3 separate regions of the Homo sapiens genome follow, and all the other regions are linked to region 1. The links are chromatin loops, found by intact Hi-C in ENCODE. Cell type or tissue: mammary epithelial cell. All regions are shown on one strand. Each heading gives the region's core, and the rest is flanking DNA. Links, peaks and the distances in the headings are about the cores only.

Region 1 (10,469 bases), core at 1,332-9,331:
CCTCCCGATGGGCCCTCCCCCAGGTCGCCATCTCCTCTGGACTCTGACAGGCCCTGGCAGCCCTTCCCCACCGGGGCCTATCTTCCCCCAAGGCCTTCGATCATTCTTGGGTACTCCACTAGAGTGTGCGCAGAGAGAAACGATGGCATGGTCTGCCTGGCCCCGAGCCAGTGCGTACATCACATCCTCTGCAATGCAAAGTTCACGGATGCATCTCAAGCAGGGCAGTGCGGCCCAGCGTGTTTGTACTTAGGAGTGGGGCCTTTCTTGCCGCCACGGTCGGATAACAAAGCTGGAATGTGTGCCTCCTGAGGGTCGTTGCTATGGCGACTTCATCAATAACATCATTTTCTGCATCCATGTCCCTTAAATACATGGGAAGGGATGGCAAGCTGGGAACGGCAGAGCAGGGAGAAAAGAACAAACACCTTGCTGCGCCCTTCCCCCTCAACTTGGGAGGAAGGGATTTTCCTCCCTTCGCCTCATCAATAGAAAGTTATGGAGCCAAGAAAGAGCCTGGAGCCTTGGGGGTGGCAGGGGGAGGAGGCGGCTGCCTTCCCCAACCCCGACTCCGCAAGCTGTCCAAGCCATGCAGGGAAAAACAAACACGAGCTCCCACCAACGTTGAAGGGGGGTGAAGGAAACCCGGGGAAGGTGGTGCCCAGGGGGAAGGCGCAGAACAGCTGTAGGGTCGGGGCTGGTGGGAGAGATGATGATGACAACAGTGCAGCCTCCCACGTTCATCAGGGCTGCCTGTGCGCCAGGCCTACCACACACCAGAGACTCCTTACCTCACGGATTCCCTGACAAGCTCAGGACGGGGTATGCTACGGCACAGGCTGAGCATTCCTCATCCGAAAATCCAGAATCTGAAATGCTCCAAAACCCAAAGCTTTTTGGGCATTGACATGATGCCACAAGTGGAGAATTCTACACATAAGTACTTCACACAAACTTTGTTTTATGCACAAAATTATTGAAATGCCATGTAAAATTGCCTTCAGGTATGTGTACAAGGAGTATATAAAACAAATGCGTTCCATCTTTAGACTTGGGTCCATCCACAAGCTACTTCATTATGTATCTGCAAATGTTCCCAAATGTGAAAACATCCAACACTGGAAACACTTCTGGTCCCAAGCATTTTGGATAAAGGATGCTCAACCTGTGTTACGTCCACTTAACAGCTGAGAACGCTGAGCGCACAGAGGTTAGTGACTGAGGTAAGGTGAGGGGGCTGAACCCAGCGGACAGAGCTGGAGCTGCAACACACTGTCTCGCCAAGGCCGTCTCCAACGACAGCTTCTCCAGGGTGCCGATTCCGATCCTGCCCTGCCAGTCTCCTCAGATCCATGGAGAGCCCCCTGTGGGCCGGGAACATACCCTGCAAAGCCAAGGCCTGGCAGAGACAGAGAAGCCTTTACAACATCGCCCTGCAGGGCAAGTAGCTTTATCCCCATGTAGCAGAAGCTCTTCAGAGAAGTGGAGCGATTTGCCTGTGGTCACTGAGTAGGACATGGGAGGCAGGTAGAGGCGAAACTGAAACCTGGGTCTGTCTGACTTGAAGACCTGCCCTTCTCCAGCTGCAGAGGGAACTTTCTAGTGCATAAATCTGACTGTGTCTTCCTACTGTAAACAAAACAAGCAAAACAAGCAAAAAAACTCTTCAGTGCCCCTGCACCCAGTGCCCAAAGGGTTAGGCTGAAAGTTCTCAGCATGGGACTGAAGGTCCTCCCTGACCCCTGCCACCTGCCTCTCCAGCTGACTTGTCCTTCTTCGAGCCCTGGGTGAGGGGCAGCCTCCCGGCCGCCCTGCACAACCCCCGCTCCCTTCCCACCCTAAGCCTTTGAGAAGGTGCTTTCCTCTGCCTGGGACACGCTCTCGCCCTCCTCTGAATGGCAACTTCTGGCTAGTTACTTGAGATGCTGTTTCTGTGTCACCTCTTCCAGGAAGCCCTCCTTGTTTCCACCCTCTCCACAAGTGCCTAGGTTGGACTGGGGCCATGCCTGGGGCTCCCCTGCTCCCTCCTTGCTCATAGCACTCACCACACTAATTGTACCTGTTACACATTGTCTCCCTCCCTCCAGATGGGGCATTCTCAAAAGGGCCCACACCTGAGTAACCTCTTTGCCCTCGTCCCCTGTACAATGCCTAACACTCAGTGAATGCACAGAAACCCAGTGAATGCACAGAAACCGTCTGATAAACACAAGCTCACTGGTGAGCGGCCTGGGATCAGCTACTCTGGATTTGGACTGTGTCGGAACAGGGGCCAACTCTCAGACAACGGTGGTATGCTTGTCTGCAGGCCCAGACCTGGCTGCCGTTCTGGCTCCCCCTGGATCCCCTAATTCCATGCTGACAGCATCTGCCCCTGGAGTGGCACACTGAGAGCCTCTCGCGGTGCGGCCTCGGCTTCAGTAGAAACACACGGCTCTGCCTTCCACCCTGTATCCCCCAGATTACATTCTCTGGGGCAAATCTAGGCCTGCCGGGAACCAACAGCTGGCGGTCCCGGACTAGACCCCCAGCTGGCCCCGAGCCCAGCCACCCCCAGGCAGCATCCCTAGGGGGTAGTCCCCTCTGGGAAATGCAAGTGACCAAAGACTGCGGGCTTCTACTTACCCAGAGCGCCCCTGTGTCAGGCCCCACAGTGGGCTCTTTGCAAACATTCCTAATTGAACATCTCAATGACCAAGTGCCAGGTACAACCAGCACTCACCGGACAGGTGAGGATGCTGAGGCTTAGACAGATCAAGAGACTTGCCGCCCCAGGTCTTCTACCTTGTGTGAGGGAGTAGGGAGCTGATGCCCTGGTGGCCACTCCATTGGCAGGCCCAAAGGGGTTCTAGCCCCTCCATTAAGTGCTCACCTCACACCTCATCAGCCCTGGTACCCACTTGGCAGCCTGGACGGTCCCTCAAGGGAACTCTGCTCCTCTCGTCGTCCTTCTCACTGCCCCCTCTGCTTTGACCAATATGCCATATTGGATGTAGGGGAAAGAGTTTATCCCCCAGAGCCTCTTGGGGTCCTGGGTCCCAGCTGGGTGTGTGACCCAGCAAAGAAGCTGGCCCACTCTGCCTGGTCCCCTTCCCACCCACTCCACACGCTCGCAGCACCGTCCCTTCTGCTCTGACACCGACTCTGGGCCCTCTTTCAGGGTTCAAAGGCTCCTGCCAGGCCCCAGAGGACTAGTCGTCCTGGGTGTGCACAGGCCTTGGCTCAGCACTCACCACCCAGCTGTTCCAGCCACAAGAGTCCACATCTTGTATTATCTGGCTCCCAACGCCTTCCACGTTCAACTGCTTGTGTGCTTACGTGCCCCTTCATTCCACAAATATTTAGGGAGTGCCTCCTTGGTTTCCAGCCCCAGGATTCCAGGCAGGCGCAGGCCTTTCTACCAACCAGCCCGCTCCTTGTCTGCGCCTCCTCCTGATCTGCTCTCCTAGGGGCCGGACCACAGTGAAGCCCGAATGGGTGCCCAATAAACACCTGCAAGGTGGTTGGTTGATGAGCTCACCGGGCACGGACATGGGCCACAGCTCCGAGAGAAATTGTCCTGCTTTGTGTTTACACGCAAGCAAAAACCAGAATGGATTGGTTTTCTGGAAAGCTAGAACTGGAAGGCGCCTTGGAGAGCATCTAGGTGAAGCCTCTCCATTTCCACTGAGGAGGCTGAAGCCCACGAGACAGTGACTGTCCTGGGTCACGCGGCTGTGACTTGCCCTGGTCACGCAGCTGTCAGTGCAGAGTTCACATGCAGCCTCCCACTTTCGGTCAAGCTCAGCGCTCTTTCTTTCACATCAAGAGGTGGCACACAAGGACTGCTGCCCTTGACCTTTCAGCTCACGCATTCCTTCACTCCCTCAATTGACAAACCTTTGCTAAGCACCAGCTGTGTGCAGGCCCTGGGCTGAGACCGAGGAGGAAGGGTGTCCAACCCCACACGCTCATTCTCAGTTTGAGACCCAGTCACTGCCATGCGGTTCACTGGCAGGCACGCACTGTGTACACAGATGGAGACAGACAGAGCTGGGACTGTGATTGGCTCCTGGCAAGCTTCTCCGAAAGCAGGATGGATGCCAGCCTCCCTTCAGCACCCTCTCCCCACCCCAGGGCCTTGACCAGTCCTGGCACCGGGAACCCCTAGAAAGCTGCCTCTGTGAAATGGGAGGTGGTTCTGTCTCTGACAGTTGGGAGGACCAAGAAACATTTGCAGAGCCACAGAAAGCTCTATGGGTTGGGCAACACCGAGGTGGGGCAGGTTGATTCGACAGCGCTGATTTGCGTCCCCATCCCAGCCCTTTCTAAGGCATGTGGTTTTAGAACTTGTTGTTGCCTAATTTATAAAGTGGGGAGACTAAAACCCTCTTTTTTTTTTTTTTTTTTTTTTTTGAGACAGAGTCTCACTCTGCCGCCCAGGCTGGAGTGCAGTGGTGTAATCAAATCACAGCTCACTGCAGCCTTGAACTCCAGGGCTCAAGCAATCCTCCTGCCTCAGCCTCTGGAGTAGCTGTGACTACAGGTGTGCGCTACCACACCTGACTAATTTTTGTATTTTTTGTAGAGATGAGGTTTCACCATGTTGTCCAGGCTGGTTTCGAACTCCTGGGCTCAAGCGATCCTCCCACCTCGGCCTCCCAAAGTGCTGGGATTACAGGTGTGAGCCACCACGCGCAGCTTAAAACTTTCTTTTGTAAGAGTGTTCAAGGGCAGTAACAGAGGTGATGGGCTCCAGCTCAGATCCCTCAAGCTGCAGGGGGTGCTCTGTAAGGCTGGCCCGCTCCCTCTCCCCTGCCTGCTGGCTCCTCACCTGGAGCCCCTGCCCTGCCTCGTTTCTTCCCCGTTCCTCTCCCTTGATTCCTGAAATTTCCCAGGCTGGTCACTAGGTGTCACCGCAATCAAGTTTTTCTGCCCCCACGGACCTGAGGTCTTGCACCAGAGAAGTCAAGAGTCAAGAGACTCACTCACCTCCTGAGCTTTACTCCCTCAAGGCCCGGGAGGCTGGAGGTGTCCTTCTTTCCTCCCTCAGGTTGCCAGGTTTAGCAAATAAAAATACAGGACGCCTCATTCAATCTGAATTTCAGGTGGACAATCAATACTTCCTGAGTATAAGTATGTTCAAAAGTTGCATGGGTCATACTTATAATAAAAAAAATTACTTGTTTATCTGAAATCCCAGTTTAAATGGGCACTCTGTATTTTATCTGGCAACCCTGCCCTGCCCTCCACAGGGACCCTAAAGGAAGCCATGGCGGACGGACAGGCTGTCTAGTGCCACCCTTAGCTCCTACTGCCAGAGAGCTCAGGCAGGTGCCCAGGCCATGGCCTGCCACGAACAGGGAAAAGGTCTGTTTTTCCTTTCCAGCAGGTGACGAGATGGAGGGCGCCCAGGCATGGGGGCCAAGGTGGTAGCATCCCAAAAGTGTTCCCACAGCAGCCCTGGGAACCCGGAAGGAGACAGTGGTAAGAGCACTGTGGACACACGAACAGGAGGATCTGTAAGGCTGTGAGCAGCGTCCCCGAGCCCCAGCCAGTGACTCTCCACCACTGTCCACCCACATGCCGCAGAAAGGAGCAGGGGCTGCAGAGCCACAGCCTGGGGCTGGAGTCCCGGCTGCGTCACAAGCAGTGGCGCTCACTTCCTCTCCCTCAGCTGTGCATGAGGGGCGGCAGCGGGTACTTCTCATGGCCCTTCGAGGACAAAAGGGGCTCATGGGCTCGGGGCACAGTAGGTACGTTTGGATCATCGGCAGGTACAGCCACTTTGGGGACATAAGCCAATTCCCGCCACCGACTCAAACTTAGTCTGGTGACTTGTCGCTGCACTCAACAGACAAACGTGTGGGCGATCTGTGATGTGCCCTGGGGGCACAGGAGTCAGGCGCTCTGTGATGTGGAGGCGAGGCTGGGCAGCGGGAGGGAAAGGTGTTCTGGAGCAGGAACAAGCCCATGCAGAGGCCTGGGGAGTGAGGCTGGGGGTCTCTGCGCTTCTGACAGACAAACTGGGGCTGGAGAGGCCTCGTGGAGAGAAGCCGGCAGACCTGCAAGCTGACCAGCTGTGGAAGGGAGCAAGGTGGGACAGCAGTGCAGGACCCAGCAAACCACGACGCGCTGGGCGTCCCTCTCCTGGCGGTGGGCTGGGCACACTGCTCTGCACGAGGGGTGTGAAGGCACTTTGTGAACGGATGATGCACACACTTCGGGCATGAGTCCCTCATGAGATGGTCTCATCTCCTCTACACTCCCATGCGGCATGTTTTCCTCTGCACCCTGCCCTGTGTGAGACGTGAGAAACACAAGGATGACTTAAACACATCCCTGCCCTTCTTGGGAGCTCATGGACTGGTCCTGCAGTAGAGGGCTGAACCATTTCAAACACATGAGTGCAAGTAAAGAGGAAGACGTGCACGCCTGCCTAAGAGTCAGAGACAGCTTCAGAGAGGAGGTGAAAGTGCGCTGGGTTTTGATGGATGACTAAGAGTTCTCCAGGAAGGGAGGGGAATGGGAAATGGCAGTAAAGGCAGAGGATGACACATACCGAGGTTGTAATCAGTAAAGGGCACGTGTGCCGTAACAGGGAGAACAACAGGCAGATGGGGAGGAACCAGGAGAGAGGAACTGGACTGTGGGAGGCCTTGGGAGGCAGGAAGGCAGCAGTGCCTGACAATGGAGGAACTCGGAGGGGGGCGGAGAAAGCGCCCCGGCTGCAGGATGCAGGAGGGAAGGGGGATGAGGCGGAGGTAGGGACACCAATTAGCAACCACAACCTTTGAAGAAGGCAGGGCAACAGGGGTGAGGAAGCTGGCTGGGTTTGGGAGGTGAGTAGAGCTCGGACGTGGGATCCGGTCACACTAGGATGTGGGAGCCACACAGGGGAAGGGTGAAGGCAGCACCCCAGCGCTGGTGCCCCACTGATGGGGGACGCGCTAGGAAGCACAGGTCTGGGAGGATGGGAAGATGCTGCGTTTGGTTTTGGGCAGGTGGGAATTCTGTAGCTGGGGTCCCCGTCTAGGGGACAGTTGGTACTGGGGTCAGAGCTGGAGAAGTGGCCACTGCTGGTCAGCAAGGAGACTCAAGAAGCTTAGGGGAGAGCTAGGAGAGGGCTGAGGCAGAGGAGGAGCCAGGATCGGGGGCTGAGGAGGAAGGGAAGAAGTCCCATGGGACGTACATGCTGAAAGAGTCTGGTGACATAATCAAGCAGCCACCAGGCCGGGAGACAAAAACCCACCTGGCTGGCCTCAGGCGGGTGACGAGGACCTGGGGAATGCTGCGGCCAGGGGTGGCCAGGCAGACGTCCCACCAGGAGATTGGCCTTGTGGCCACAGTCACAACCCAATTTCCCTAATGAGGCTAGGGAGGGCTCACACCACTCCCTAATGACCCAGGATGACCTCGGCTGCTTCCCCACTCTGCCAACCAGGCATCTGCCCGGTGGTTTCCGAACCCACACTCCAGATCTGCATGACTTTCCATGCGTAGGGCCTGTGCCCACAAACCCCAGGTGGGAAGCCAGGCTGTGGGCTACGGTGTAGGGGGTGGGCACTGGTCTGGAGCCTAGGGGCCTGGGACAAGTTCCAGCTCTGCCCCCAACATGCTAAGTGACCTCTGACAGGACACATGGTGTTTCCAGGGCCTCTGCTACTTCACTCTAGAACAGGCGTGCAGGCCAGCTTCCCTCCAGGGCAGCATGCTTTCGGTTCTCACGCACGTCAACTCCATGACCTCGCCTCAGCTTTTCCTGACTGCCTGCTCCCTACAGACCCCAGGCTGGACACTGGGGGGCCAGCGGGTCCTTGTGTCCAAGGGCATATCCTCACTTGGGGGAGAAAGGCCCGGGAGCAGAGACATGAGAGACAGGGCAGGGAGGCTGAGGGTGGAGGCCGAATGAGACAGAGGCAGGGATGCGTAGGTTCCACCTGGGGGATCAGGAGGTGTGCGGGGAAAAGGTGTAGAGGGTTCTCAGTGAGCGATGGTCAGTCAGGATGAGCGGGAGTTCCAGACAGAGGGAGCTGTGTGGGCAGAGGCCGGGATGAGAAGTTCACTATGGCTGGTTCATGACATGCCAAGCAAGGACAGGCTGCAGAGAACCACATTCCTCTCAGGAGCCATGGGAAGGTCTTGAGTGGGGAATGACAGAGCCAGAGGGTTGGGCAGAGCAGTGGTTCTGGCTGCTACCAGAAGGCTTGCGGGGCAGGGAGGCCTGTGAGGCAGCTGCCGCACTAACTCAGGCAAAAGACGGCAGCGCAGCCCTAGGCAGAGGGCAGCATGGCGAGACAGGGGCTCCTTGTGTCACAGGGCATCTGGGCTGCACAGCACCCCTGCCCCTGGCCCCCCATCCATTGGTTCATCAAGTGTCTTTGATCTTAGGAGGCGGTTGGGCCTGGGTGCAAATCTTGGCTTTGCTACTTCTTCACTACGGACAAGTCTCTTTGCTTTTCAGCCTCCATTTGCTCACCTGCAAAATGGGGTAGCTACATGACACAGACTGTTCTCAGGATCTGATGACTCGTGTCAGAGTCTATGCACTATGCTCAGCTATGATGCGTATGACAGCTTTGCACAGTTCTAGTGATCTGGACCGGGCTCTACATGAGGCGATGTCTTGTATATACGATCTCATTTTAATTCTCGTAAACAATTCTGTCATAAAATATATGAATGTTTGCCCCAGGACTTGTGGCAGAGAAGGACGCCAGGGCTGGGCAAGCTACCTGTTGGCCTAGCCCTCTGGGTTGCAGCTCTCCCTGCCCTGCACCCACAACTCTGGGAGATTTGAAAGTTCTGCAGCTTAGGGGAAATTTATACCACTGATGTGAAGTCAGTACTGGGGGTGCCCCTGGCGCCGGCTCAAGGCCAGGCCAGGAGAGGGGCGTGAAGCTGGGCTTACCAGCCGAAAGAGTTGTTTATGGAGTGGGAGGCTCATAAAAAATAATGGGCTGGATTTATTGTCCCCACCTTGAGGGCCATTCCGGACCGCACAGGGCCAGGACAGGCCTCCTCCGGTAGCACCATAAATCTCTCCAGTAAGCAAGGGAGCTGTTTATTCTCCTGTCCACCTGGTCTGCAGCAGGCAAGGGAGCGAGGAGAACCTGCAACCCCACATGTCCTGCCTGGCGCCCTTGCCTGGCTGATCTTCTCCAAGGAGTGGCTGAAGAAGGCAGGTGCTGAGGCTGGGATGGGATTCGGAGGCATGGCCACACCCTCTCTTTAAACAGGAAGTTCCTAGCCGTGCTGCCCCAGCACTCACAGTTGATAATGGAAAGCCCTGGAACAGGGCAGGGGATGTCTCTGGCCCTGCAGGAGCCGTGCTAGGGCCCCTCAGGTCAAGGCCTGGCCCAGATCCTATAGGAATCCCGTCCCAGGAGCCAATAGGAACCTGACAGCTAGGCACACTGATAGGATCCTATCAATATGTGGCTGAGGTGGCTCAGGAGGGCCCATGGGTCTCTGTCCATTGGCTTGTTTCTTTGAGTCTGCAAGTGGATGGTGCAGGGCAAAAAGAACTGACATTGGCCTCAGAATCCAGCCCCTGATCCTGAAGTCCTGCCCCCCCAGTGCAGCTCAGGGAAGCTCAGTTTTCCCTCCCATGATGGGGACATTAGTACTTATCCAAAGCATGTCACAGGGTGGCTGTGAGCATCAGGCGACCCTGTATGGAAACCACAGCAAAGCTCCAGGAGGGTGGAGCTGGGCCTGTCGAGGACACCTGAGCTGCGGGAGGGTGGGGCTGGGCCTCCTGAGGACACCTGTGGGCTGAGACAGGTTTGGGGGAAGGACAGTGTCCAGTCAGCCTGCAGGCCACAGACAAGCCAGAGTGGGAGAGGCAGAGTGGAAGACAGAGTCAAGAGGAAGCTCGAGGACCAGCCTGGAAGAGGCTCTTGGGAGGGCCCAGGACTAGAGTCTGGGGTGGGAAAGAGGCTAAGGGCAAGGGTTTCAGATACAGGCTGCCCCAGACGCTGCTGGGGAGAAACACTAGGTCTCTGCTCTGGCTCAACCCCAGGAAACCTGTACCCTAAAACTCTCAGGTAACCTTTGTCAAGGAGCCCCCAGCCAGTCCTGAGACAGCTGTGGACTTGGAACAGGGGGCTCAGGCCCCAGAGGCAGGGTGGGCTTGCTCTCTGGCAGTGCTTCTGACAGTGGCCGCCTCGGTGCATATGCTGTGCAGGGCCTCACCTCCAACCACTTAGGAGGCTGAGTGCCAGCAGGAAAGAAACCTTTATTTTTAAGCCCACCACAGAGTAAGCATGTGCTACGGTCTGCATGATTGTGTCCCCTCCAAAATGATGTTGAAACTGAACCCCTATTGCGGCAGCCCTCACCAGACAGTGAATCTGCCAGAGTCTTGATCTTGGACTTCCAAGCCTCCAGAACTGTGAAAAGTAAATTTCTATCTTTAGAAATTACCCAGTCTCAGCTCTTCTGTTATAGAAGCAGGAATGAAGTAGGAGGCAATCTTTTTTGCTGAC
Region 2 (10,469 bases), core at 730-8,729, 550 kb after region 1:
GTCACAGAGGCTGTTCCTCAGCTGGGTCATGCTGGGTCACCTGACCCAGGGGCCCTCCCTGTCTTAAAATGCACGTTGTACAATAAAGAGTGGAAGAGGATGTCAATGGGCAGGAATGGAGCCAAACTCTACGGGAGAACGGAGCTGGCCAGGCAGAGCTGCTGGACACCTGAGGCTCCCTCCTTCCACCACAAACACCACTGCCCCATGGCCTAGAGAGGTGGGTAAAAACCGATCTCCACTGAGATCTCCCAGGACAGGGCCTGCACGTGGTGGCGCCTGTACCTGAGGGGGTCTCTCCGCAGTACTGGGGACATTGTGGATGCCCACCTAGCAGTGCTCACGCACCTCCCCCGGTGCACCACCCGCTGGCAACTGCAGCTTGGCCACTCTGGGAGCCTGGCTGGCCGGCAGGAGGATGGGGCCAGCACAGCCTCGTTTTATTTATGCTCAAAGGAGCGTCACTGTTCTTAGAACCATCCTCTGACGTGAGCAGGACAATGACGATCACCACTGTGTAAATCCTGACACTGGACCAGAGGAATTGACTTACCTGCTTCAGGTCAGAGAACCATGGAATCTGTGCTGATCCCTTTTCAGATGAAGAGCGGGGGGTCGAGGGAAAACAAGTGAACTCCAAATGACTTGGTGTCAGAGCCAGGAGGACAGCAAGGCGCGCCCAGCCCGGGCAGGGGCAGCAGCTGAAGGCTATCATTTGAGATCAGTTCAGGGTCTTGCTTGGCAAGAAGTGTGTGTGTGTGTGTGTGTGTGTGGCAATGCTATGTTGGTTGGTGTGTGTGTGTGTGTGTGTGTGTCAGTGCTATGGCAAGAAGTGTGTGTGTGTGTGTGTGTGTGTGTCAGTGCTATGGCAAGAAGTGTGTGTGTGTGTGTGTGTGTGTGTGTGTGTGTGTCAGTGCTATGTTGGTTGGTCCCCAAAATACTTTTTGGAATCTCAATTGGTCTGTGAAATCAAAATACCAGGCAACCACTGGCTTACGCTTAGAGGGCTCTGACATTCAGGAATGTTCTGTGGATTGTTGTGTAAAATAACAAAGGACTAGGCTGAGGGCTGCCCAGGACTCTCTCCCATTCCCTGCCTGTCCAGGTGACCCTCAACCTCAGGACACAGCTCAAATCCCACCCGCACTCCCATGCAACTGCCAACCTGATGGCTCCCTCCTCCTGACCCTGGCTCCCTCACAGTCCTCACAGCACCTTTTGCCTTGGCTTGTTTTCCCTGCCTTAGCTCCAGGTGAGCACAGCCAGAACCATGCTCAGAAGCCAGCACACGAAGGCCTGCAACTGCAGACCCCTAAGAAACCTTGGAGATGCTCTCAGACAGTGCCCACCTCACTTTGCAGATGGAGTGACTCACAGCTGGGACAAAGGTCCACTCGCTCTTGCCCCTGCAGTCTACCCACAAAGCAGCCAGGAGAGCTTCTAAAAATGCAAAGCAGGTGGCGTTCTTCTGAATAAGCCCTCCCATGGCTCCCTATCTTAGTACAAAAGCTGAAATCTCATGACCTGTGAGGCCCTCCAGCTGGCTCGCAGCCACCCCTCCAAAACCGAGTGCCTGCCAGCGCATTGCCCACCCAGCTGCAGCCAGGCCCCCCACTGCTCAGCACCATCTCCTCAGAGGCCCCCCCATTCTTCCACGGGCATGTTCCCTATCCCCTTAGAGCACGCTTGGGCCTGAACTGATCTTGGGTTCTGTCGCCTGTCTACCCCACTGGAATGCAAACTCCACAGAGGCAGGGCTTTCTCTGTCCCCTGCCGCATCCACAGTGCCGGGAACAGTGCCTGGCATGGAGCAGGTGCAGTCGAATGACCGACTCCATGAAGTGAGGTGAGTCACCCACCACGCAGGGAAGAGTGGACATGGGTAAACAGGCGCTGCCTGGGCTCCAGGCACACTGACTGCATCCTGGCTGCTTGACTGATGTGGTTAATAAATTACTAGAAGGCAAGCCCTCTAGGGCACAGCAGACTGGATACTTGATTAACCCAGGGTCTGTGTTAATTCCAGGTGCCAAAATAATTTCTAGAATTTCACCTGAGACCTAGAGGTAGTTCATTTGAAAATAAACATGATTTTCCAGAAGGCTCGAGCTTTCTCAAGGAAAGCAATGCCCTGGACTCTCCTTCCACAGGAAATCAGGAAGACAGGCTTTGGAATTCCCAGTGGGGAAGCACAGTTGGAGGGGCCGGCCTCGGGCACCACAGTGCGCAACGCTGAACACAGGGCTCCCAGGCAGAGACTGGGAGGTCCCGACACCTGGACCCACAGGTGCACCCGCATCTCCCATGCTTTTACCCTTTCTCCTCCACCCCATTTATAGAAGTGATCAGAGGTGAATGAGGAAATAGTGGGGGAACTGACCCCCTGGAAAGTCTGAATTTGAGTGAAATAATGGGGAGAAGTGAACCCCTGGAAAGTCTGAATTCTGCTTCATCAAAGCCCAACACGGGCCTGTTTCCCTCTGCTGTCAACCCCAGGGAATGGGGTGTCAACGGGGCCCACAGTCATATTGTCCCAAGCACCGACAGCACCGCTGCAGGGACCCCTCTACCCCCACAAGCAGAAACGCTCGACGCAACGCCGGGAACATGTCTTTATTAAAGATGCAAGCAAGCACAGAAGGATCATGTGTAGTGCTCAGTAACATCCATACAGTACTAAAAATAGAAAAATATAAATGAAATTTCACAGAAAGCAGCCTCCCTCACAGAAACACAGGCAAGGTGCTGCCGAGCCCACCATGCGATGCCACGTGCCACCTGCCTGGCCACGCTTCTCCCCATTACAAACAAAAACACAAGCTTCTCTCTACACCCGTTTCAAATACAGCACCAAGAACGGAGACCCCTTCCACAGCAGCGACCCTCCTGACCACCACTTTGGGTGCTTTCCAGCCACATAAATGACAGACAACCCCGGTCCCCACGGGGTTGGCTGGCTACTGGCCCCCGACTCTCCATCGCTTCAGCGAATGTGGGTGAGAAAATTAGGCAGTGAAGCAATAAAGACCTCACCTTTACTCCCTCAGATACACGGAGGGATGAGGTGGACAGACACGCAGGCGGCCGTGCCAACCTGATCCGAGTGAAACAGGGCTACACTCGCAAAATGGTCCTCCCACGGCTGAGCGCCTCAGGTGCACAGAACAAACTGAATGATAAAGACCCGGGGATTTTAGAAATTTACTATTAAGCATCTGCTTGCCAGCATTAGTAGGCTATCACTTCAGGAAACAAAGTAAGGCTGTGGAATTCAGCTCAAATTCCGAGCGCAACTCGGTCCTTTGGTGGCCGACTCTCCACCCACTGCATGCAAATGCTCCTGACTGCATTAGACTCCCACCTGCCAGCCTCACCAGGCAGACTTCCCTCAGCACATGCTCCGCGGGCTCCTCTGCATTGGGCCTTTGGAGCCGCCCGCTGGAAGTCTCTGGCAGAAGGACGTCCATTCTGAAGACCTAGTGAACAATTTCTGCTCATTTCAGGAAGGTTCTGAAGAAGTGAACTCCGTCAGAATAAACAAGTGTCCAGATTCCCCCCAACAGACCCAACTCATCCTCTGTTCTCACCACTATCTCAGAACCAAGTGAGAACAGAATGGCTGTGCCTTAGATAATAAAACTACAAAAATAAAGAGTTAACCCTGAGATCTTTCTACCATTCGGGTGTGGCTCGCTCCTGATTCCCCTTGGAAATGAACTTTTATTTGGTTTACTGACATTTATGTAGATTTCCAGTGAAAAGCTCTATAAAATACAATAATACGGGGTTGAAAAGGCAGACATTCTAGTTGCATATATTACAGGCTTTATCCTTACGGTCCAGGCCATTGGAACTGCAATGTGGAGACTGTTTGTAATCAGACATGGAGAGGCTGCACGTTCTAAAGGCGAGACAGCTGCTTTCGGTTGGGAATCATCACACTCCCTCCGCTCACGCCGCTCTTCCCTTCCCCCGCTGTTTCACACGCTGCTTCCAGAGTTTGTCCAGCAAGGAATAAATGAATGCATACAGGACTTTTGGCTAGTAGACTGTCTGGGTATTGTGAGCATGCAGGTTGTTGTTTCTGTTATTATAAATAAAAGTCAAACGTGAGGTCACACTTTCCCATCTTCTGTTTATACACCAAGTCAAACTTCTCATTCATGGAGACGGTGAAGATGTCCTTCCACAGCCCAACTCTTCCTGAAACGCAAACAAGAGAACTGCTGGGGCCACTTGCTGTCCGGCCAGCTACTGAACTAAAGGAAGCCTTGGAAATGGATCTGGAACATTCCAGATCTATTCCTGGATCCCTTTGAACTTGGCCTATGGGGGCAGGAAGGGCCGTCTGAGCTACAGACCAGGTGGTCCCCTAACATTTGTGAAACTACTGGATGCGGCAGAACATGACCTGAACCAGCTTCCCTCTGAGGCTGTGGCACAGTGAGCCACAACCACCTCCTGGTGCCATTCCACACCCCCCGCTGGGGCCCACCAGGGAGACTCTACTCCTGTTCAGTGCTGGGTCCCCAGCACCTAGAACGGCACCTGGCACGTGGCAGGTGTTTAATAAACATCCCAGGAGCGAGTATGATCTGCCGCGGGAGTGCACTGCTCTGGGCATCACAGGCAGCCCTGGCCCTTCCCACGCCATTATCCACTCACAGCTCAACAGTGCCACCAAGGCGTCATTGGCTTCGGGAGAATTTGAAAAGGAAAAAAAAATCATTCAAAGTGCAGAAAATTTTACACTAAGTAGGAAGCCCTCCTGACTGGGCCAAAGATGCAGATTTCAAGAAGCCTGCCCTGGCAAACCCTGGGGAGGAATTTAAAGTGAATCAAATAGTCGCAGCATTAGCTAGCTTTACAGACTAGATGCAAAACATGCACTGCAGTGAGAATTCCCTGAGTCAACAATAAAATGAGTCTGGGCACAGCCCCCAGCTGCTCTAGCCCAGGCTTAGTCAGAAACCCAGACCTCTTCCTGGCAGCCACAAGGGAGGGCTGAGCTGTGGGATAAACTGCAGGCACCGGTCTACGCTGGTTTATGAAGGCTTTGGAAAAACGAAAGACAGCTCAACATGACAAGAGAAGTTGTTGCTCCCATTGTCTTTGTTAATATAAAATCTTAGGTTGGTCTAGTCCAATAGCAACGGTGACCGTGAAGATGTCTGGGGCGGGGATTCCAAACTTCCCAGTTATGGGAGCTGTGAGCACATCACCCGAGTACTGCCTCCCTGCTTTTGAAGAACTGCTCGTTTAGAATTCTTTCCATTGTCAGCTCTCTGAGATCAGAGCTCTGTCTCCAGCAAATGTCCTTCACTAGCTCCGTTATTAACAGCGGTCCTTGTCCAGGCAGGACCTCAGGTTTTTCAAACTGCAACCCTGCAAATGCTGAGCTAAAATACCCAACGTAACACGGACTTTCTCTTTGGTAACAAAAAATTATCAGTGTTGGAGAGAAAAACAAGAAAAATTATTCTTGTAACCCTTTAATGATACCTAAGGGGCAAAATTAGAAGCTGCTAGAGCAACCAAACTATTTTTCCATGATTATTTTTCTCAGCTGAGACAGCTGAGAGCTCGTCAGAGGAGTCACCCACCTGGTTTAGGATTTGGAATCAAGACAATTTATGCTGTGACATGAATCAAATCTAAGCAATGCAGCTGGCTACTCGGCCCTGCATTCTCACCAACTCAAGAAGATCTTCCGAGCAAAGACGCAATGTGCTAAAAGAAAACAAATCAAAGAACTGAAATAAAGCAAAACCAAGGTAAACCATGATAAAGCAAACCCAAGGGAAGGAGCATATGGGCACACAGTATGTTCTCGACGCTGCTTCACCACACACACACACACACACACACACACGTGAACCAAAAGGGGTATTTTGGAGAAGGTCACATCCAAGGATAACAAAACACAGCAAAAGCAAAACTAAAAAAGAGCAAATAAATGTTAAATAACAAATATTTATGAAAATGCAGCCAGGAAAGAAGTCGAGAGGGACTGTGGTTCAGTTCACTTCCTCCTGAGGAGTCCACTGCTCTGCCTTTATAAGAGACGGCACTTTGCACTTGACCTTCAAACCGCCCTTAGCCGTGATCAGCCCCTTTTCAGAGAAGAACAAAAAGCCGCAGAAGCTGAAGGCCTGACCTATGTTGCGTTCCCAGAGGGCAGCAGAGCTGAGCTGGAGCCCAGCGCGTCTCTCATCCGCCCCAGGCATCTCCCACTCCATCTTGTGGGGCTGCTGCTGAACAGAGCCATCCACGTTTCTGGGCCCTCCCTGCAAACATTCTCAACCCAGGAAGTGCCCAACACACCAAGTGTCCATCAGGTTCATACTTACCAACAGGGGGCCTCCTATGGCCAAGGCCAGCACCCTGGGATTCAGGGGTTTTAGAGCCTGGGCTCTCCATCATCAAAGCCAAATGCCACACACCCTTAAGGACAGGGGGAGCAACCCAGGTGGATCTGGGGAGGATTCCTGTCAGGAACACTGTCCCCATCTCCAGCTGCCTCATGCCCACTGTCACTTGCCGCCAAGAGCAGGAACTGGCCTCCCTCTGTGCAGCGGCTTAGCTTGGTACTGTCTGCTTAAGTTCACCACCCCGAAGTGGGGCTAGGCCTCACCTGTGCTGCCTGCACCCAGAAGATGCTCAGTCAGCGTCCACTCAGTGAAGGAAGAAAAACGGTGTCTCCTAACTTCCCGCCCACTTCATTTAACTCTCCCACAAGTCAGTTAGAGACTGAGAAACCCATCAGCATGCTTTGCGCTTTGACATGTCATAGCACCAAACCCAGTCCCTGGATCTGCTCTGTGGGGCGTTTGATTTCAGGCCATCTGAGTAGACTCCCTGCTGAGAAACATCCCGCCCACAAAGCCTGAAATGCACTTTTTCAAGTCAAAACACTGTTTGCTTGGAGGCAATGCAAACACCAGCGGGCAGGGTACTCCGTCACTCCATGAGCACTGTGCCATCCATGGGCACCAGCTAACAGAGCACAGGCCATGGGCCAGCTACAGACTGCTGTAAAAGGAGAGCAGGGAGGGCAACAGGGACCGGACTCGGCTCCCTAAGCAGGCAGAGAAAGCAGCCTGGCTGGGGTGGGGAGTGCCTGGGCGGGAGGCAGGGTGGGGCACGTACCCCGGCCCACGGGCAGGGCCTCAGCGTTGCAGCACTGGTCCACCAGCTGGTGGCAGTGCTCCGTCAGGGCTTCCAGCTGGGCCTTGTCACAGGACACCCCCAGGAATCTGGCCAGCTGCTCCACCATCGTCACCAGGTCCTGGAAGACAAGTGCAGAGAGCAGAGCAGCCCATCAGAGGCGGGGCCTTTTACTGGACACGACCCCAGGCTGGGCACACGCTGAGGACTTTTTACACACGGCCTTCCTTACTTAATGCTCACAAGGCTGACATCAGCCTTGTCCAGAAATAACACTAAGAGGTTAAGAAATCGCCCAAGTGTGCTCAGCTCTCACGTGGAGATCTTGAATTCAAACCCTGGTCCTCCAGGGAATTGGGTTGCAGACATGAGGTCTTAATAGAGGTGTGGTTAAGTTTTAACAGGAGCAAGAAGTAAAAAACATATTTCAGAACATGGTTCTTGTGAGGAGCAAGACCTAATGGGCTCCTCTTTCCCTTCCTGCTGCCTGTCAGCTGGCGTCTGGGCTGGCCCTTGGGAGCGCAGGGAGGCCCCTCTGGTCTCCAGATGGCCCTGCACTGGGCAGGGAGCCCGCTTCATCACAGGCAAGATTCCGTCATGCCTGCCATACCCTGCCCCATTATTTTACCACGCCTGACAGCGGAATGTCACTGATGTGGCTAACCGTCTTGAGGGGGCCATTCCCCAGCCCCCCACCCCTGCCACTTTCTCCCCAAGAGATGAGGCTCCTCGTCTTCTCAATCACAGCCCTGAGCTGTCACCTAGAGGTGCCTTGGTCCCATTAGGAAGATGCTGGAGGCTGTTTCCTCTCTGGAAGGTTTGTAAAGCAAATTCCCGCATTAAAGCCTCTAAAAAGTCCTACAGTGAAAAGATGATTTAATTTCTTTATTGCAGCACTTCGGAAACCTTAAAAGACAATGTTCTCTGACCGCTGGTGTGGGAGTCAGCTGGTGTGGGCGCCAGCTCCTCCCTGGGTCCCCACAGTGCGCTGACTCCTGCAGCAGCGGTTGCAGGTCTGATTCTGGCCTCGCACTGCCTTCCACAGGCAGGGGTGTGGTGCATCCCGGGCGCAGGGCTTGACTCAAGAGTCAGAGGAACAGTTATTAGAGAATGAGCCAAGGAATACAGAGCTCCCTTTCCCTTGCCCTGCCACCAAGAACTCCATTTCAAAGAAAAAGGGTAGCAATGGAGAAAGAGTGAAGAAACCTGGCTCTCAGAAGAGATGCCGCAAGAAGGACACAGCTGGCTTAAAGTCAGCCTGCTGGAGCGTTCAGCAGAATCCTCGTGGGGCAGCTCACTGCGGCGTGACGTCCATCTCAGAGGAAGGGGCGTTTCTGCCAGGCTACATCCAGCAACATGTCACAGGACACTTGCTGGTTATGAAACCCAGCAGGGATCAGGCAGAACGCCCAGGTCAGCTGGCAGGAACGGCCCACTTCACCTCTCTGAGCCACACATTCCCCATCTGGAACTAGCGACAGGGCCGCAGCAAGAGGCCGCACACCACGGCACGGAGCCAGCGTGTTGGGGTCGTGCCTCCACATGGGCAGGTACTAGCTGGCCACACGGTTGCAGTCAGGGCACCCCGTGACTGGTGAGAACACCCTGCAAGATGACTGAGGATGAAGTGGGAATATACCCGGGGTGCCTGGCACAGTGCCCGGCTCGTGGGAAAGGGCCACTGTAATTGCGGTGCAGTGGAGCGCAGGCAGTGAGCGCTCTGGCAGGAAGCATTCCCTCTCAACCCCAGGGTGAGAACACATGGACCCACACCACAGTCCTGGAGACAACCATGCTCACTCGGGGCTAGTTTTCTGGAGTAAGATGTAAACAATATTAATTCCTAAAAATGTGACTTGACCTCCATTAAAACAAGCCATTACTGAGGTTCCTAAAAAAAGAATAAACCCATGCCAATTAGAAGGCGAAACGCTGACTGTCCCAGGGATGCCATTGAGTCACAGACCGGCTTTGATAGAAAATGAAGTCCCAGCACTGACCCCGGCAGCTCTTAAAGTTCCAGGCAGGGCTGGTGGCCTTGACCCTGACGGACTGAAAGCAACAGGTCTGACCACTTTCACTGGGGAGCCTGGAAGGCAGAGAAGGATGAACTTCCCTTTAAGGGCTTGGAGTAAAGTGTGTGTTTGGACCTTAAAACTTCAGTCCATCATTGCTGAGGAAACTGAAGCTCCAGGAAGAAACTGCTGACCCGGCAGCTGCCCCCGAGATGTGTGGGCAGCTGGCCAGCTGGGCGCTTTCCCTATTCACCTTCTCATGTTGGGGCCTCAGTGGCCCTGGGCAGTGCATGTTCAATGCTATGTCATTGGTGGCAAAATAGTGACCAGCTGACAAATGCACACCCAGGACCCCAGAAATTCCACTCCTGGGTATGGGCCCGATAAGCACAAGTGCTGACGTCCACCAAGACTCCAGAACGTCCACGGAGGCTTTATTCATGACCACCCCAAAGTGAAAATGGCCTCCACGCCCGGCAACACTGGATGGATGAAGCGGTGGCACATTCGTGCTGCAACGGAGCACCGACCACAGCACAGGAAAGAACAGAGCTCCGCGCCACGCAGGTGGAGGAGCCTCGCCATCTGCGCAGAAGCCAGACAGCAAAACCCATGCGAGTTCCACACCTGACAGGTTCCAAAGAGGCAACGCCAAGCTCCGGTGAGGGAGATGAAACCGCGGTGGCCTCTGGGAAGCAGGGGTATCAACTGCAAGAAGCTGGAATGTTCTGGATCTGGAAGGTGGCTGCCCAGATGTGACAGGTAAAAGGCTGTCAAGCCCCACGTGTGTGCCAAGTACACCTCACTGTGCATGACACCACCACAAAAAGGTACACACCAGGCGGGCCCGTGCCAGGCCTGCACGTAGGTGATGCTCACACAGTCCTCCCAGCCACACAGTGACGGGGGTGCTGTCACCTCCCCACTTTACAGAGGCTTGGGGTGGTCAGGACTTTGGCCTGAGCAGCCAGCATCCAGAGCCCACGTTGTTCCCCAGCACCACAGGAAACCACGGCCGACGGCTTCACAGAGGTCAGCGGCAGGACCAGGGTTCCAACCTGCTTGGGCTACACCTTCATCTCTACCACACCGTCCTCTGGGCGTGAGCAGGGACCCTAAATGTGGCTCTGTGTCAAGTTGTGTGGACAAGAGGCAGACAGGTGGAGGCCCATGTAGAGTCAGACAGGCTCACCCAGCAGTCGGCTCCATGGCGCGTGTGACCTTAGACCGCCACATGACCTTGCTCTTTCCTCACCATAACACAGAGCCATGGTGAGGACCCATGTG
Region 3 (10,469 bases), core at 1,001-9,000, 110 kb after region 1:
AACAAAAAAACTCTAAAGGATCATTTACAGCTGATGTATCACTATCCTCAATGGAAACCAGGAGACAGTGGAATTATATCTTTCATGTGCTGGAAAAAAAACAACGGTCAACTTAGAACTCTTTACTATCCTACTGAACTGAGGGTGAAATGAAGACATATTCAGACAAAAAGAAATGGTGAGATTTTACCTCCAAAAGATCTTCACTAAGGACACATTTAAATGTAATGTAGTTCAGACAGAATCAAAATTATTCCAGAGAAAAGGCAAGGCATACAAGAAGGAACAATGGGCACATATGTTGGAAACATTTGATGGAAAACTAAACAACAACGGAGTATAGGACTCCACGATAATAATGCCTAACTTATGGTAGGAAAAATGGGCTAGTATTAAAATACTGGACAATACCATATAATATGGGACGGATGCTCAAAATTCAAGTTGTGAATGTCTTTCCATTATTTGGGGAGAAGGCAAATATATTAAGTTTAGACTTTGTTAAGTGCTCAGTGTTAAGATAGCTAGAGTAAGCACTAAAAACTAGTCATAGAGCTGATAACTTCTAAATAATTAGAAAGAAAAAATAGGATAAGAAAAAGAAGATAAAAATCTCAAATGATACAAAGGAAGATTAGAAAGGGGGCTGAGGGTAGGAAATATAGAATGAATAGAAAATACATTATGAGACCATGGAAATTAATCTACATTTATGTTGTCAGTAATTCATATTAAAGGACTAAACACTTTAGTTGAAAGATGACTGTCTGAATGAATTTTAAAAACAGAGATTATGTTCTGTTTACAAGAGAGCATAATCCCATACCTCAAACATAGGAACCAAGAACTGTTGAAAGTCCAAGTATAGAAAAAATATGTGGCCGGGCACAGTGGCTCACGTCTGTAATCCCAGCACTTTGGGAGATTGAGGCAGGTGGATCACCTGAGGTTGGGAGTTCGAGACCAGCCTAAAAAACATGGAGAAACCCCGTCTTTACTAAAGAGACAAAAAATTAGCCAGGTGTGGTGGTGCACACCTGTAATCCCAGCTACTCGGGAGGCTTAGGCAAGAGAATCGCTTGAACCCAGGGGGTGGAGGTTGCAGTGAGCTGAGATCGTGCCATTGCACTCCATTATCTAGTGATCCAGAGTCACTAGATAATGGTGGAAGGCTCAATTCACCAGGAAGCTGTACCAGTTCTCAATTTATATATAATATCATCATAGCTGCAAAAAATATAAAGCAAAAATGGAAGGGACAAGAATAGATATCTCCACCTTTAGGATGGGATATTTTTAGGCCATTTTGGTGAAGAAATCAAAGATTTGAGGAACACAATGACAAGTTTCATATAATCAACATGTAGCATATGAAACCCCGAAATGGGGGAGAACACATTCTTTTCAAGCATGCATGGGACATTTGGAAAGTATCATAGACTATAAAGCTAACCTCAATGCACGTCCAAGATCAGGCTGGTAGGTCGGATCTCCTGGGAGTCAGGCTCTGAGATGGGGATTGGGGTGCAGGAATTTTATTTGGGAACATTCCTTGGATCAGCACTTGTGGAATGCATGGGATGAGACAGGTCTGCACAGATGGAGAGGTGGAGCAGCAATGCAATACCCACGGAAGCCTCTGCCAGCTCCGCAGAGAGTGCTGGAGCTGGGTAGTCCTTCAGAAGGGTGTGAGTTGGTAAGGAACCAGGCCTTTACATTCTCACCCTGAGCAGCCATTGCATGCAGGCTGCTCATTGAAGGAGGCATGGTCTTGACTGGGCAAGTCAATTTCCTCAGCCCACATAACTTCCTAAGAGAGCAGACAGCTGGGGGCCATCCTCCAGCAGCTCTCGCAGCAGCTGGGGGACTAAGTCCTTCGTTCCGGAAGAGGAAGCTGTGCTGTAGTCATAGCTTCCACCACAATGTGTACACAGACTATATTCTCTGATCACAATCTAAACAAGTTAGATGTTAATAACCAAAAAGACAACAAGCAAATGCCTGTACTTTAGGAAAAACAGTACATCCAAACAACTCGCGGTCCAAAAACGAAATCACAACTAAAATTAGAAAATACTTAGAATTGAGCATTCACAAAAATGTTTTGCATCACGACTTGTGAGATCCAACCAAAGCAGTATTTAGAGGAGTGTTTATAATCTTAAATGCTTGTATTGGCAAATAAGAAATGCTTCATGGCCCAGGTGTGGTGGCTCACGTCTGTAATCTCAGAACTTTGAGAGGCCGAGGTGGGTGGATTGCTTGAGCCCAGGAGTTCGAGACCAGCCTGGGCAACCTGGCAAAACCATGTCTCTACAAAAAATACAAGAATTAGCTGGGCATGGTGGTGCACACCTGTAGTCCCAGTTACTTTGGAGGCTGAGGCAGGAGGATTGCTTGAGCCCAGGAGGTGAAAGTTACAGTGAGCTGAGATGGTGCCACTGCACTCCAGCATGGGCAAAAGAGAAAGACTCTGTCTCAAAAATAAAACAAAAGAAGAAGAAAAAAGAAATGCTTCAAATGAACGAACTAAGCATCTGACTTAAAAGTTAAAATAAGAACAGCAGAATAAACCCCAAGATATTAAAAGGAATCAAATGTTAAGAACAGAAATTAGGGCCAGGCGTGGTGGCTCATGTCTATAATCCCAGCAGTTTGGGAGGCCAAGGTGGGCAGATCATGAGGTCAGGAGATTGAGACCATCCTGGTTAACACAGGTGAAACCCCGTCTCTACTAAAAATACAAAAAAATTAGCCAGGCATGGTGGTGTGCACCTGTAGTCCCAGCTACTCAGGAGGCTGAGGCGGGAGAATGGCATAAACCTGGGAGGTGGAGCTTGCAGTGAGCCGAGATCATGCCACTGCACTCCAGCCTGGGTGACAGAGCGAGACTCCATCTAAAAAAAAAGCACAGAAATTAATGACGTAGAAAACAAACCTAAATGGTTGGGAATGGTGGCTTACACCTGTAATCCCGCACTTTGAGAGGCCGAGGCAGGTGGATCACTTGAGACCAGGAGTTCAAGACCAGCTTGGCCAACATGGCAAAACCCTGTCTCTGCTAAAAAATACAAAAATAAGCCAGGCGTGGTGGTGGGCACCTGTAGTCCCAGCTACTCGGGAGGCTGAGGCAGGAGAATCACTTGAACCCAGGAGTTGGGAGGCTGCAGTGAGCTGAGATCACACCACTGTACTCCAGCTTGGGCAACAGAGTGAGATGCCATCACACAAAAAAACAAAAAACAAACAAACAAACAAAAAAACCGGAAAACAAACCTAAGTAGGGAAGAGAATCAAAGACAAAATATTATTTTTTGAAAGGACTAAAAAATTATAAAAATCTCTTACAAGTTTAAGACATAAGAGAGAGCACAGATAAACAATACTAGGGATGAAAGAAGGGACATAATTCTAGATTTTTCATAGAGTAAATGAATAATATTAAATATCACAAGACTGTTATAAGTGACTGTATGCCAATACATAAGAAGTCTTAAACAAAATTGCCAAATTCCTAGAAAAATACAATTTACTGAAGTTGACTCAAGAAAAAACAGAAAACCTGAAAGGTCCTATAATCACTTAATACATTAATTTAGTAGTTTAAAATCTTCCTATAAAGAAAACGTCTGTCCCAGATGACAATTCCAGATATGTGAATTTGGAATTCACCAAATTAATAGCCCAGCTCTCTCTGGAAGATGGTGGGATGAACCAAATCCTAATTTGGCTAAACAGTCAAAGAACAAATCAGTTCAAGCTTACCCAAATTTCTACTCCACAGTGGAGAAACACAGTCAACACTTACCAGTTTACCTTATTCGGTTAGCATAAGCTGGCTAATCAGATGATGACAGTACAATAAAGAAAACTTTCAAGTCAATTTTACCCATGAGCATAGATTCCAAGAATTCTTGAAAATTATTAGCACAGTGAATTCAGCAATAATAATAAAAAATACAGTACAGGCCGGGTGCAGTGGCTCACGCCTATAATCCCAGCACTTTGGGAGGCCGAGGCAGGTGAATTGCCCGAGCTCAGGAGATTGAGACCACCTGGGCAACATGGTAAAACCCGTCTCTACTAAAAATACAAAAAATTAGCCAGGTGTGGTGGCAGGCGCCTGTAGTCCCAGCTACTTGGGAGACTGAGGCAGGAGAATCTCTTGGACCCTGGAGGCAGAGGTTGCAGTGAGCCGAGATCGTGCCACTGCACTCCAGCCTGGGCTACAGAGTGAGACTCCATCTCAAAGAAAAAAAAAACAAAAACAAAAAACCCCAGCATATTATGATGAAGTTATGTTTATCTTATGAATGCAATTCCTATTATTAGGAAATTAATTAATATAATTCATTCCATTAACAGCTTAAAGAAAAAACACATAATCATTGCAATAGGACCTGGGTGACATCAGGCACTATTGTTCACCTGGTTGAGGTTTGGGAGACTTTACGACTTATACTGTGGGCAGGAGATAGTGGAGGGGCCCCGTCTATGGGAATCGGGTGGGAAACTGAGAAGGGTGTGCATGGAAGTGGCAATGATTATGAATCTGGCTTTGGACAAAATAGGATAGGAGGTAGTACTCTACGCGCCCCCTTCCTGCTTTTTGGGGCCTGGAGAGGAAACCCAAGTTATCTAAATGGCTTGACTCTTCCTCTCCCTCTGCCCACACCCACCCCCATCTCGCTATCTCACTGTAAGTCTCTTCTGTGATTATTATCACCTGGGGGTTGCAACCTCCAAAGCCTACAGTGGCCAGACAGGTGGCAAAAATGTATAACGTGGGCTGAGCGTAAAAAATATTAGATATTACACAGTTTACATATAATGCATTTTGGTTGCATGCTTCTTAAAAATTGCCTTCTGTCACCTGAAGAAAATTGTTTCTGATTTTTTTTCTTCAAATAGGCAGACTTCTCTGCCCAGCTTTCTTTCCTGCACACTTGATGGGGCAAGGAAATACTCCCTCGCTGTAAAAAGCACATCAGTGAAGCCCAGTGCTCGACAGCAGCTGACCTGGGCCCCCAGAGCTGGGGATGCAGCAGGGAGCGGTGAAGCCTGTAGCAAACTGAAGAGTGTGTGTCCCAATCCGAAATCACAGCCCAGATGTAGTTCAAGGCAATTTTTGTCATCTTAAAAAACGGGCCTGGGGAGAATCCACAGAGTTTGGTGATGAGTTGGATGGGAGATGTGGGGTTAAGGAGCTCAGAGAAGTTTTGGGAGATGCCAGGTTTCAGGCTGGGGGTCTCTGTGCAGTGGTGCCTCCCACTGACAGAAGACAGAGAGGGAAGGGCAATGGCTTTGGACAAACTGAGTTTGCAACTGGCTGTAGGACATCCTGGGGGCTGTCGTGGGTGGGTCAGGGCTCCAGGAGGCAGCCCATTCTCTCTGGAAGACGGTGGGACGAACCAATACGGCCTCTGAGTCTGACTCTGCGTCTACCTCAGGCAAATTGCGTCAGCCTCTGGAGTCTCCTTTTCTTCTGCACGGAGGCAGTGATACCATGAAGCCTCCACTTCTGTGAAATGGAGACTTGGACCTGGTCAGTGGTTCCGTGCTTCTTTTGATTATTCGCCGCACCCCAGCCTGGCAGAGGCACTTGATGTTATCCGGAGCCTGGGCTGCCTGGGTGGGGACACAAGCCTCCATTTCACAGAAGAAGTGGAGTCTTTCATGCACCAAGGCAGCGGAGGGGGCAGGACACAGCCTGGGCCCCTCGCAGACCCTAGAGGTCCCCGACGTGGCCCCTTCCTCCTCTGAGCCTTGCTGGCTGCAACCGCCCAGTCGTTCTCAGCAGGGATGGAAGAAGCCTCAGTGCGAAGCCCGGCGATGGCCGGGGCGCTGCTGCCCTCGTGTGGCCGACATGGAGAGGTGCCGGTTATGATGAGCAGGGAGTGATTTTCTGGCGAAACGCGGCCGCACGGCTCAGGCTGTTCCACTGACAAACTGCAGCTGACTCTCCCTGTTGACCGGGGTTTGATTCCAGCACTGCCCAGCTGGAACCCAGCACTGCGTGACACTGGGAATGTCTCTTTTCTGGGCCTCAGTTTCCCCAGCTGGAAAATGATGGAAGCAGGGGTTTTATGGGGGCTAAGTGAAGTCACGGATGTGAGAGTACCAAGCATTGTGCAAGGTGGTTGGTGTGTGCACGGTCCAAATTTGCCCATCCAGTCTTTCTTTCTCTTTCTTACTCTTTCTTTCTTTCTCTCTCTTTCTTTCTTTTCTTTCTTTCTTCTTTCTTTCTTTTCCTTCCTTTTCTTTCTTCTTTCTTTTCCTTCCTTCCTTCCTTCCTCCCTCCCTCCCTCCCTCCCTCCCTCTTTCTTTCTTCTTCTTTTCTTTCTTTCTTTCTTTCTCTTTCTTTTCTCTCTCTCTTTCCTTTCTTTCTTTGTTTTCTTTCTTTCTTCTTTCTTCCTTTTCCTTCCTTCCTCCCTCCCTCCCTCTTTCTTTCTTCTTTCTTTCTTTCTTCCTTTCTTTTCTCTCTCTTTCTTTCTTTCCTCTCTCTCTCTTTCTTTCTTTCCTCTCTCTCTCTTTCTTTCTTTCCTTCTTTCTTTCTTTTCAGAGTTTCGCTTTTGTTGCCCAGGCTGGAGTTCAATGGTGCTATCTCAGCTCACTGTAACCTCCGCCTCCCAGGTTCAAGCGATTCTCCTGCCTCAGCCTCCCAAGTAGCTGGGATTACAGTCACACACCACCACACCCAGCTAATTTTTTGTATTTAGTAGATACAGGGTTTCAGCATGTTGGTCAGGCTGGTCTCGAACTCCTGACCTCAGGTGATCCACCCGCCTCAGCCTCCCAAAGTGCTGGGATTACAGGAGTGAGCCACTGCGCCCGGCCTGCCCATCCATTATTCATCCATCATCTGGGGAGGCTGACAAGGTCCAGCCTGGGCAGCCATCTCCATCAGGGCTAACTCTGTGAGCACCAATTCCCCCGAGGCACTCTGCCCTCTGCTGACGGGATCATCTCGTCTTACCTGCCACCACCTGGGAGGCAGGTGTCACCGACATCCACATGGGAATGAGACAGGACAGCAGTGGGTGAGTGAGGTGACCTGCCCAAGGGCACAAGGCTTTGAAAACAGCAGTGGTGGGTTGGGAGCTGGACTCGAACCTGGCCTGTCTTTTCCACCACTTTTAGAGAAGTGCAGGACTCACACATAGGAGGGCTTTGGATTCCAGCTCAAGGAGGGTCTGCAGGTTACAGTGAGGGCCCGAAACTCAGAAAGCGAGGGGGCCTGCCCAGCAGTCTGGCCCGCGGAGCCCTCCCAGCTGCCCATGGATTGCATCACTGTCCCAAGGGGAGACAGGGCTGTCCTGCCGGCTGCCTCTTTGAGTCACCGTGTGGCCAGGGAGTCCTGCTGGCCTCCACAGTCACCGCCAAACCATTTTGGCCTTGGTCTTTCAAAGCCAGGTCATTTTGGGAAAACTGAGGACATCCAGCACCATGGAGGGGCGTGTGTGTCTCTGCACTGGCTGATGAAGGGAGGTGGGTGGGGAGAGTTAGAGTGCTTCGATCAACCTTGACCTTTAGACCAGCCGGTCTGACCTCTCATTATATAGACAGGCAGGGAAACTGAGGCCAGGGAGGAGATGGCAATTTGTAGGGGGCCCAGGCATGCTATGTTTTACTGCAGGCCCCTCTTCTGTTATGAAGGATGGTGGGCTAGTTTGCTGAAAAGGGAGGTGAGCAGAGGCAGAGGAAGGTGGTCTCTCGGGGACAGTGTCTGAGGACTCCGTTCTGTCTGCTTGTCGTTTTAGACAAGAGAGTCTGCAGCTCTTGCAGGGGGCCTGGTGTAACCCCTATAACCCCTAGCAGTGGTTGCAACCTGCTGAAACCAGCCTTTGGGGAAAGAGCTGCTCCCTGGACCCTTGTGAGGGAGGGGGTTGGAGGCTATTTCTGCAAACTGGCAGTGGGTCTATTGGGGACCCTGCACCTTCCCAGCCTCCTGGGGCCTGGACGACCCGGGTCCCTATCTGAGCCCCACCTTCTCTTGCTGTGTGATATTAGGGGAGTCACTGCACCTCTCTGAGCCTCCTCTGTAATATAGCAATGAATCCTACCTTGCAGAACTGGTGAGGAGATCATCTTAAACCGTGCTCCGTTCTCTCCTTCTCCACTAAGCGTGATTGTGCTTGCAATTAAATGGTTCTTTGTGTAATAAGTTGTTTAATCTCAGCCGCCGGTCCTCAGAGCCTGCAGGGACCATGAACATCTTGTTGGTCACCATGTCACTGGGCTGCCCCGCTGCACATTTGGGGAGTGAATGGAGATTTTTAGTCTGACACACCTCCAACATGTAAAAACGTCATGTCTGGGAAAAACACCTGAAACAGCTGTTGGGAGAAACTTGTGGGGAGGAGGATGTCGCGCCCCCGGCGGGAGCCCGGGACACATTGCCCAGGGCTGCAGACCGCTGTGCCCGTCTCAGTCTGGAAGGACCAAGGAGATGAGTGGGCACCAGCGTGCACTTCTCGCTTGCGTCCAGCAGGTGGCGCCCGCCGGCCAGTGGGGCCTGCAAGGAGGGCGGCTAGGCGGGAGGGCTCTGGGTGTTGTCAAGGTCGCCCCATCCCAGTGCATTCGTGTTTGGGGGTGTGTCTGCTCACAGCTCCCTGAAAGGAGCAGCGCACTTTTGTTCTTCCCTCTAGAGCCAGCTCCAGGTCGACAGCTTCAAGGGGGGCCCAGGTGGAAGTGACAGCCCCTGGTTGGAGCCCGGCCCCGGGTCTGGCTGGGGCAGGTGCTGGAACGTGGGAGCCAGAATGTTGGCATGAGGCAGGGGAGGCCAGGAAGCCAGGGATCCAGGGTGGGGGAAGGAGGGAGGAGCCATGGGTCACATGTTTCATTTGTTAAAACTGAATAAATGTATAAAAGTATAAAAGAATGCTTTTGAGGGGTAATTGGGTGCACCTGATAGGAAGGAAGGTGGAAAGAAATCTAAGCCGTACAAAAAGCATTCGGTAAAAACTAGGTCTCTTTGCTCCCTCCCTCCCCACCTCCCCACCCCAGAGGCCCCCAGAGGCCCCTTGGCTTCTGAAACATTCTTCCAGAGAATCTACCCAGGGGTGTGTGTGTGTGTCTGTGTGTGTGTAGGGGTGCTGCAAAGAGCCTGTTTGCTATAATTGTGTGGGAAGAAATAGTTTCATCTTGAAAACCCCTTAGCCAGAAAGATTCGGGTCCTTCTAGAGAAAAACCTTCTAGGGAGTTTTTAGGGTGGGAGACACTGAGTGGGTTCTTTAGGGTCCGGGTCCCAGTGCTAGCGCCCTTCACCAGGGGACAGTGCTTTGTAGTTTGCAAAGTCCCCTTTTGTGTTTTACACTTGAAATGGACTTTGGTCCTCCCAGCAGCTCAGGCTGGGGGTGTTAGTTTTCCCCATTGCACAGATGGAGACCAGGGCCAGAGAGATTAAGGGACAGCTACGTGCCACACAGCTGGTGACAGAGGCTAGAGTGTGGATCAGGGCATCCTGACCCCTCCGCCTGCCATGGTGATTTTCCAGATGGTTAGGGGAAGGCAGGAGGAGTTGTAGGGTTGGAGGAGGGAATCTGGCCTGTGTTCCCAGGGAGCCGGCAGGCACCAATCAGCTGACCCTGCTTAATTTAAGCCCTTCAAACTTATGGGTTCCTAAAGCCACTTGGAGTCAGCCTTCAAAATGCTCTCCTGTTCTCCCTCCTCCTCCTTCTCCCTCCTCCCTCTTCCCCCTTGTCAGGAATCTGTAAGAAGAGGGGAGAGTGGATTATAATGGCCCCCCGCGGAACTCACCTGCCATGAAAGGGTGTTAAATAACACGCAATTTACATGTCTTCCCTGTAGGAAATTATAGAATCAGAGCTTTCAAATTAGCAATAGATTTTTCTAATTGAATCTCTTTCCCGTATGGCAGGTGAAGTGAGAAATGATCAGGTAGTTCAGTTTCCCCTGCAAATGGACCACCAGACAATTGAAGGAATTAAATGCTTCTTAAAAGTGCAGGTAAAATTGTTGTTATTTTCTGGGAAGTTTGTCTGCCTAAAGATATTGCAGGTGCATTTGTGTCCATGTGATCACTGTGTGACAAGATGAAGGGTGTCTGCACCCAAAGAGGAGAATGATATGGAGGAAAGTGGATCTGGAAAACAGAAACTGGGGTGGGTGCTCCTGGGCCACCTCCCGCCTCTCCCACCAGCTCTTAGCTCAGAGCCAGGCTCTGGGCCTTGCTCTGGAGCCTCTCAGTCATTTTGACCTTTCTGAGCCTCAGTTTCTTCCTCTGTAAAAGGTGACCATAGCATGGATATGGTTCATGTGAGGAAGGAACAAGACAAAGCCTGTGCAGTACTTAACACAGTGCCCGGCACATAGTAGGTGTTCAATACACAAACATATCTCTATACTACCACTACTAATTCTTCTTCCTGTCATTGCTATTTGTTTGCCTGGTGGATTCATTGTCCATTGGTGCAAAATAAATTAGCACAATACTTGGAGGCTTACAG

Evidence for each region. Hi-C counts contacts between places; a loop is a spot of excess contacts. Peaks named below come from ENCODE experiments on the same cell type or tissue, not always from the same donor. Only the 100,000 strongest peaks of a DNase experiment are listed, where the experiment ranks them.
Region 2: it touches region 1 in a loop (7-fold over the local background); 6 of 110 quality-filtered maps call a loop at or near these places.
Region 3: a loop joins it to region 1, with 18 times the contacts of the local background. A loop is called at or near these places in 96 of 110 quality-filtered maps.

The regions. Positions count from the first base shown.
Region 1 is chr22:43,269,191-43,279,659 of GRCh38, forward strand. All of the region lies in intron 4 of SCUBE1 (signal peptide, CUB domain and EGF like domain containing 1), which reads right to left. It overlaps SCUBE1-AS1 (SCUBE1 antisense RNA 1), which reads left to right and starts at 6,752. Exons shown (of 2, transcript NR_134582.1): 1 at 6,752-6,821. RefSeq lists enhancers at 1-334, 335-1,121, 8,530-9,030. In mammary epithelial cell, for the core only: a CTCF peak has its summit at 4,887 (motif pointing right); a DNase peak (open chromatin) is centred at 6,511.
Region 2 is chr22:43,821,911-43,832,379 of GRCh38, forward strand. SULT4A1 (sulfotransferase family 4A member 1) reads right to left here. Exons shown (of 7, transcript NM_014351.4): 6 at 7,150-7,288; 7 at 2,599-4,203. The coding sequence ends at 4,091. Among named protein-coding and RNA genes, the nearest start is that of EFCAB6-DT, 15 kb to the left of the region's middle. RefSeq lists an enhancer at 6,076-6,838. In mammary epithelial cell, for the core only: a CTCF peak has its summit at 4,677; a DNase peak (open chromatin) is centred at 4,951; H3K27me3 peaks cover 476 bases.
Region 3 is chr22:43,380,024-43,390,492 of GRCh38, forward strand. LOC105373053 (a long non-coding RNA gene) reads right to left here. Exons shown (of 4, transcript XR_938288.3): 3 at 8,064-8,196. Among named protein-coding and RNA genes, the nearest start is that of LINC01639, 15 kb to the right of the region's middle. RefSeq lists enhancers at 8,039-8,617, 8,618-9,196. In mammary epithelial cell, for the core only: CTCF peaks have their summits at 5,855 (motif pointing left) and 8,491 (motif pointing right); no DNase peak of the experiment used is centred there; H3K27me3 peaks cover 479 bases.